3 separate regions of the Homo sapiens genome follow, and regions 1 and 2 are each linked to region 3. The links are chromatin contacts, found by Hi-C in ENCODE. All regions are on one chromosome and are shown on one strand. Each heading gives the region's core, a stretch centred on a gene start or an enhancer-like site at or near the end of the contact. The rest is flanking DNA. Distances are from core to core; before and after follow the strand shown. Region 1 holds the start of USP33 (ubiquitin specific peptidase 33). Region 2 holds the start of MIGA1 (mitoguardin 1). Region 3 holds the start of LRRC40 (leucine rich repeat containing 40).

Region 1 (2,700 bases), core at 55-2,554, 7.6 Mb before region 3:
ACCTCAGGTAATCCACCCGCCTTGGCCTCCCAAAATGCTGGGATTACAGGTGTGAGGCTCTGTGCCCGGCTGGAGACAACTTTTCATCTCCTAACGGCATCTTTTTTTTTTTTTCCCAGAGAATATCTCACTTTGTCACCCAGGCTGAAGTGCAGTGGCACAATCATGGCTCACTGCAACCTCAAACTCCTGGTCTCAAGTGATCCTCCACTCTTAGCCTCTTGAGTAGCTGGGACTACAGGTGCCTGTCACCATGCCTGGCGAATTTTTGTATTTTTAGTAGAAATGGGGTTTCGCCATGTTGCCCAGGCTAGTCTCGAACTCAAGTGATTCACCCGCCTCGGCCTCCCAAAGTGCTGGGATTACAGGCATGAACCATGGCGCCTGCCTGTGAAACTTCTATTCTGTGAAATTTCTATTCTCCTCAGTGAACCGAGGATAGGCAATCATTTGTGGTGCAAATTGAGGCCTGAGTGTCAATCCCTACCTAGAATTTTGTATCATGGTTAATTTATTTCATTTTTACCATAAAAATAAGTAGAAGCTTTTATATTTTCTACCTATTCCAATGGAGACTGAGCATCTTGCATGATACTTTGGTACATGCTCCCATTTTGGAGACCAAAAAGTCAGATGTCATGAGACAGATTGAAACTGGCAATTTTAACAATTTTTTATTAATATAACCTTTTTTATTCATAGATTTGAACCTCAATCGAGTGCATTTTAACAGTTACATAATTAGAAGGCAGGACTCCTTCCATGCTCCAGGCATTAAGCAGATACTAAGGTTTCAATAAATATTTGATTTGATCCTCTTGATTTTAGCCTAAGGAGAAAATGGTGAGATAAATTTCTTCTTTGCATAGGTGGAAAAGGGAAACATAATTGCTTTCAGAGAATCTAGGTCCTAAGAAGTTGGGGGAAGAAAGATGAAAGGAGGAAATACAATGTTGAATTGGGATAAGTTAAGTCTAATATTTCTTTGCTCAAGTTTGGAAACCTGAGGCCCTTCAGTGGCCAGCCTTAATGCAGTTTTTGTAATGCATCGAGACAAGACCTTATAATGGTCGTAGTGTGTGACTGTGAAAGAGAAGGAGAAAACATGTGAAAAACGAAAAAAAAAAAGCTCACAGCCTCAAACTGCTGCACATACCCTGTACAGTTAGTTTGCAGTCAGAGTAGGGAGCCGGCCTGGGTCCCCGCACCTGGGCCTGGCTCCCGTGGCCCCGCCCCTGGGGCGGGCTCCCATCGAGGCTCCGCCCCCACCTCCCCTATCGCCGGAGACGCCTGCGGCGGCCCCGGAGACACCGGAAGGAGCCGCGGCTGCTGCGGGAAGTGGCCAGTTCAGGAGGCGGACCCCCCGAGGGCAGCGCTGCGGGGCCGTTTTCCGGCCCTCCTGACGCGACACTGCCCCTCTCCGAGAGCTGAGAAGGAAAAGAGGAGCTTGCGGAGGTGCGGCTGCAGGCCGTTGTTGGTCGAGCTGGCGGGTCCCGCGGGCCAGGCCGTGGAGGTGAGCGCGGCGCTGCTGGGAGGGGCGCGGGGCCCAAGGGCGTTTCGCTCGCGTCCGGGGTCCGGTCTCTGTTCTCGCTTCCGCGCGCTGGGGTTGCGGCCGCTGCAGCAGCCTCTTTTTCTTGGTCCTGGGTGGCGGCGGGTTCGCGGGCGGGAAGAAGGCCTTGGCCCCTCGGTGCTCTGCGTTGCAGAGATAATCTAGTGGTCGCCCTGTCAACGGTCGGTGGAGGATGGGAACCGGTCGTTGATTTGAGGAAGGGTCCTCAGGGGTTCTTCCCTGGAAGCGGGAGGTGCAGGTGAGCCCGAGAAGCGGGGGCTCTGCTCCCTTCCTCGGTCTCCCCACTCAGGCTTGCCAGTCCCTCTCAGTGGGTGACTGAAAGCCCTGCAGCGCGCCGGCTCCTGGGTTCTGGTTTCGCTTTTCGGCGCTGTTGAGGGGGCCGGCCCCGTTGTTTGTTGTTGTGAACGGAAAAACCGAGGTGTCATCGTCCCTGGAATTTTTCTTCGACCAATGTTTGATCTTGACTGAGAGGTTACCCCTTACCTTCTGTCCATCTGCAGCCTTTGTTTGGATGAAAGATCCATAGTGTGTGGTTTCCCAGACCTTTACTTATATTTCTCGTATACAAAACGCTCTTCATTTGAATATTTACAGGGTTTTACGTTGAGCTCTTGGACGATGAGATTTTCCTGGGTGTTTTGCACTCAAGTACCGTTGGAGTTTACATTCTCATAGAATCAGTATTAGGCCTGGAAAATTGAGCCAGAGGGTGAAATTCTGGCAGGAGCATAGACTTAAATTGAAGGTGAATTTTACCGTAACGATCTCTAGGCCTTTTGCTTAATAACTATGTGGATGTAGAGAATTTTTAAGTTTAATCAGATTATTTTTCCTTTAAGAAAAACGTGTTACAAAAAGTAACAAGGCCGTCCTAGTTCCGTTTTTCCTACTGTCTTATTTGGAAAGGTCTGACCAAGTCACATTATCGTCATAGGCTATTTGATTTGAGCATAATACAAATATTGTTAGTGAATTCATACTATTATAAATAAGAGAGAAAATAGGAATCTTAAAGACAATGCTAGTTTTATGAAAAAATAATAGAAATAGTTACACAATGCTAGGAGCTTTGTATTATTTCATTACTTTGGCAGGATTGAAAGAAAGGTCAGGGCTGGGCACGGTGGCTC
Region 2 (2,700 bases), core at 98-2,597, 7.6 Mb before region 3:
GGCGGAGGTTGCAGTGAGCAGAGATCACGCCATTGCACTCCAGCCTGGGCGACAGAGCCAGACTCCGCCTCAAAAAAAAAAAAAAAAGAAAAAAGAAAAAATATTATGACAAACCTCTATTTTTGCATTCTAACTACCTCATTCTTTTTCATTTAATATTACTGAGGAAGTTGATTCCAAACCTAATCATTATTCATTGAAAAACTAAAGAAAAAAAAACAAAAAACTAGTCATTTCATTTGCTTTCAGAAGCATAATAAAAATAAACATGAAGGGGGTTTCATGATTATTCAAATTTATAGACGGAATCTATAAAACATAACCAAAAATATTGTCCTGTGTGATATTACTTGCTCCTCTACATTCCAACTACTGGGGAATTAAAAATAAGTGTCATAAACAGTTTCTTAGACATCTTAAAATTCTATCCTGCAACTTTGACTTTATAATCCAACAGGAAGGAAAGTCTGAAGTATCAAAAAGAAAATTGACGTGAAGCACAAATCTATATAACCTAACTCTGACACTTTGAACAGAGCAAACATGTTTAGCTGCAATAACAACAACAATAAAACAACAATAATAAAGGTTTCAAAGTCCTGTGCAAAAACAAGCTGAGTCTTCCCTCTGGAAAATAGATAATTTAACAACTTTACAGAAGGACCTGACACCACAATACTCCCGTGCTAAATTATTCTCTTAAAGCACCTGCAAAGCAGAGTAATCTTTCACATCCAAAAGCCACTCCCTGCTCAAAACCACCCGCATCCAAGCCGAACCTGAGACCTCACCAGCTGCCCTACCTCCAGCGCGCTCTCCCCCGACCCCACAGCAGCCCCTCGCGGAGCTCTCCTCTGCTGTCTTCCTTTTTCTTTGCCAAGAACACCAGAAAAGGGGGTCCCTCCAGCTCGGCCGTCCAGACCCTTCCTCTGGCTCAGAGCAGTGGCGAGCCCATCCCAATTCCGCGCTTCCTTTGCAGGCCTCCCTCTGGCGTGGGGACCCTCCTGCTTTCCTATGCAAGTACTAACCAGGCCCGACCCTGCTTAGCTTCTGAGATGAGACGAGGTCGGGGGTGTTCAGGGTGGCACGGCCGTAGACCCTCTGGCTTTCCGCCGCTCCACCTGGCACTCCGAGAGCTAACGCCAGCGATGGAGTCCGCGCCACCCCTGCCCCGAGGCCTCTGCCCCAACTGCGTGGCCGCTCAACTCTCCGCTTCCTCCCGCCCGCCTCTCCACCCCACCCCGCCCCTGGCCCTGTACCTGGAGCTCCAGGCCAGGTACAGCTGGCCTGCCCACGCCAGCTTCCCAGCTGATGCCTGGCGCTGAGCAGCAGTCTGACATGGAGAAGGCGGAGTCCTTCCGGGGTCAGGAGTGCGAAGGTGGAGAGAAAGTGGAGGGGGCCTTCCAGGCTTTCTGCGTGAGGGACTACGTGTGAAGCAGCTCCCGCCATTTTTGTTTAGGGTAGAGGCTCCTTCCTCGTCAAGTGGATGCAAAAACTATATTCGAAGAATTGCATCCTTTTACAAACCGGTAAAAAAAAAAAAAAAAAACTAGTATTGTAGTTCGTAACCTGTCGGGGGATCTAGAACGGTTGTCAATCTGGTAAAAATTATGGAGGGTTTCCCCTGGAAAAAAAAAAATGTGTATACACATGCTCATTACATTAAAGAAAAAAAAGTTACACAATTTCAAAACCCTGAAAACAAGATTAAGAACTTCTACCACAGGCCCTCAGCCCTCAGATGAATGAGTGTTAAGAGGCATTCCAATCCGGTATAGATGATGCATTTATTATTGATTTCATGTCCTCTTTACCTTTTTTTCTGTGTTTCCCACTGAATTAGGCAACCGAAGAATATTGAATGTGGCAATTTATTGGCAGAGTAGTCACCTCTCTCAGGTTCTAATACATAGTAAACTAATAGGGGGCCGGGTTAGGAAAAAATAACAACAACAAAACCCAAGGTACTGTTTCTACGTTCAGTCTTCAGTCAAAACATTCCATCAGAACTGCAGATTTAGGCGGGGCACGGTGGCTGAAGCCTGTAATCCCAGCACTTTGGCGGGCCAAGGCGGGCAGATCACTTGAGGTCAGGAGTTCAAGACCAGCCTGGCCAACATGGCGAAACCCCATCTCTACTAAAAGTACAAAAATTAGCCAGGCACCTGCCTGTAATCCCAGCTACTCGGGAGGCTGAGGCAGGAAAATCGCTTGAACCCGGGAGGCGGAGGTTGTGTGAGCCCAGATAGTGCTACTGCACCCCAACCTGGGTGACTAGAGTGAGACTCTGTCTCAAAACAAAAAACAAAACAAAACAAAACAAAACAAAAAAACTGCAGATTTAAGAATTCCAGTTGCTGAGCATATTTGTGGTGAAAAGCCAAAATAATTCTGTTTTCAAAATTCCCATTTAACCAAATGGAAAATAGAATAGTAGTACCAATTTATGATATTATTAGATTAATAATAACTAACGATCCACAGACTGGGTTTTATGTGAAAATATTTTGCACTTATAGGGTAAATGGAGCTCTTGAGACTTGAAGAACCTGAAATTTGTAAGGCTATTTTCATTTATTTTCCCAATTTCCTCCTCTTTCCCATTTCCCACAGCTTCCAAACATTCAACGTAATGAGAATAGCAGTAATGATGATGACTACCACTCAACACAACTTTCCTGAGACCATATTATCTCCTTA
Region 3 (2,700 bases), core at 149-2,648:
GGAGGTTGCAGTGAGCCGGGATCACGCCACTGCATTCCAGCCTAGGCGACAGACCAGACTTTGTCTCAAAAAAAAAAAAAAAAAAAAGACAAAAATCCACTCTTTGCTTTTTTAGTAGGGTAACAACTATTGGTAACTTTCTCTTGTTCGATATTAGTGTAAAGGACTCCACAGAAATAAGAACAAAAAGGGTAGAGTTAAAAACCGAATTTTACAGGTAGCAATAACCTGGACTCAGGTAAAAGTGCGTGATGAAGAATTGATCAAAGGGCCTTCATCCTAGCTTTCAACTATTCTACCAATCCTCAGTAGACTTGATGGGGGTTAGAATGGTATTCCCTGGCATATGCTTTTAAAACAAAATCATTTCAGGCAAAAGAAAAGTCTAGCACCCAGGATAGTACACATACTAGGCAGGATTAATCTTAATAATTACTTGTTGAATCAAGAAGTTGTACATTTCAGATGAAAATTTTAATTTCCTAGGAAACACCGACTTACATTGAACAAAATTTTCATTTGCTATTATTCTGGACTCACCGAGAGCTCAAGATTCTAGTTTTTATCTTCACTTATTTCAAAAACCTTATGCGGTAGGAATTATCCCCAAAGTAATGAAAAAAAGGAATGAGCTTTAAAAGCGGTTGAGTAAACTGCCTAAAGTTAACAGTTTCTAAAGTAAAGAAGCAGCTGAGATTTGAACTTGCTTTTTAGGGCTCAAAAATCCAAGCTGTCTGAGCTTCACTAAAGCATGTACCACTACTTGTCTCCCTAAACTGTCTGATACACAGAACATTTATTAAATTTTAAGGATTTTTGTTTTTGTCTTCTATGTTGCCAGTCCTTCCATTTCACATTACCTCCTTTGCTGGGTAAGCTATATACCCTCAATACAACGAGAATGGTGTCAGAGTACAAGCCTTAAGAACAGAAAATTTCTTTTACTCCGTACGCCAGAGGTCTGGCGCCACCACCACAAGCGACAAACACAGGCTGGGGTCCAGAAACGCTGCCGACCGCGCCCAGATCTCAAGTTTTAGTCAAGGCCCACGTTCAGACTAGGAGAGGGGAGAAGAGAGGGTTCTCTTTCCCCACACCCTCGCCACGGTGGAAGCACAGAGGAGAAGGTTGGAGTCGCAGTAACAGTGCAAACAATAAACCCGAAAGCCCCTCTTAAGCCCGTTAAACGCACTTACTTGATTGAAGTAATTCCAGGACGCTAGGCCGGCACCGGCAACGGAAAAGGCTTCTCTGTCCTCCAGCCCAGGCGCTGGTGCTGACGACATCTGGACTGCGCCGCAGAGAGTGAAGGCCCAGCGCGAGGCCGCGAGCCCAGCGCCCAGAGCGCGCGCTCACGAAAGGAGCGGGGCATCCCAACGGCGCCACCTTTAAGCGTCACGGGTGGGGCTGCAGCTTCTGGACCTAGGACTTTGAACATGTCGCGCCTGAAGCGGATAGCGGGGCAGGATCTCCGCGCTGGTTTCAAAGCAGGTGGAAGAGACTGCGGTACCTCGGTACCCCAAGGGCTGTTGAAGGCAGCGAGGAAGAGCGGCCAGTTAAACCTGTCGGGTAGAAACCTCAGTGAAGGTAAGACCCAGAGGTACGACCCTATTGTGTCTCCTGTCAGAAAGCCTTTGGCCCAGGCAACCTCCCTTTTCTCTGGGCTGGCTTTGGCCCCCTTTCTCAGACTGCTAGCCAGAATTTCTGTGCTCTAATCTAATCCCTGTGCTCATTTCGACCGGTTTGGTTAGCCCAGTTCAGTTCCTTCCCAGGTTCCCGCAATCTCTGTTAAAGGGACCCTGCTAAAAATACGGTCTAAATTTAAACGGGGCGCTTTCTGGGATTCCCACATTCTGTGGGATAAGCAACATAATATGTGACGAAACCAGCTATCAAATCACGGGCAAATCTTTTGTTTCTTTGGCCCTTATTTTCCTCCTCTTATTGTAATCTTCAAGGGCAATTACCAAAGCTAAAATTATATGTTTTATCGGCCCCTTTGTGAACCTGCACTGTTCCCTGCCGAGACGCTCTTCTGTATGCAGCTGTGCAGAGTTCTACTTACAAGGAATAATGAGTATATTTTCTAAGTTGAAGATCAGGATAGATGCCACACAGAGTGTTTGAATGTGGGGACATCCTGAGAAACCTGTTAAAGACCAAGAAGCACAAATCTGGGTACCATGAATGAATGGCCAGATGCTCTTCTGATTGTCGTGTGTGTGTGTGTGTGTGTGTGTGTGTAAGAGAGAGAGGGAGGGGAATGGAGAGATGGAGAAATAGAGCATTTTTCCTGTAATGTTTTTCTTCATTTATATTTAGGTTTTAAGACTGATTAAAACCTTCCATTTTCCTTCTAATGATTGCTTTCTTATTGTGACATGTATAAAGTAGATTAGGCAAGCAAATGCTTCTGAATGAATGAAAAGACACAGAATCCTTACTCCACCTAAAAGAGTTTTTGATCAATGGGAACATACTCATTTTCAAACTACAGTTGTGCATATATATATATCTACTTGGTTTCCCCAAAACCTGAAACATTTTTCTCTAAACTTGCATACCTATCATGCTAACATTCTGTTCTCTTACCTGTTTAATTTTTTAACAGCATTTATCACTATCAGAATTTATATCATTTATGTTTTTTGTTTTCTCTGCCCTCCAACCAAAAGGTTAATATCATGAAGTCAGTGAGCT

Evidence for each region. A loop is a pair of places that touch in the nucleus more often than their neighbours do. Pooled maps may share reads with other maps.
Region 1: a pooled map shows a loop between it and region 3 (9-fold over the local background). The contact joins the promoter of USP33 here to the promoter of LRRC40 in region 3. A Hi-C loop is called at or near these places in 2 of 50 pooled maps.
Region 2: a pooled map shows a loop between it and region 3 (10-fold over the local background). The contact joins the promoter of MIGA1 here to the promoter of LRRC40 in region 3. A Hi-C loop is called at or near these places in 4 of 50 pooled maps.

Annotation. Positions count from the first base shown.
Region 1 is chr1:77,758,456-77,761,155 of GRCh38, reverse strand. USP33 (ubiquitin specific peptidase 33) reads left to right here and starts at 1,304. Exons shown (of 24, transcript NM_201624.3): 1 at 1,304-1,513. RefSeq lists a silencer at 1,115-1,394.
Region 2 is chr1:77,778,296-77,780,995 of GRCh38, reverse strand. It overlaps MIGA1 (mitoguardin 1), which reads right to left and starts at 1,347. Exons shown (of 16, transcript NM_001416120.1): 1 at 1,260-1,347. It also overlaps the pseudogene RNA5SP21. RefSeq lists an enhancer at 1,371-1,460.
Region 3 is chr1:70,204,277-70,206,976 of GRCh38, reverse strand. It overlaps LRRC40 (leucine rich repeat containing 40), which reads left to right and starts at 1,398. Exons shown (of 15, transcript NM_017768.5): 1 at 1,398-1,587. The coding sequence starts at 1,437. It also overlaps a transcript of SRSF11 not described here. RefSeq lists enhancers at 1,175-1,484, 1,745-1,804.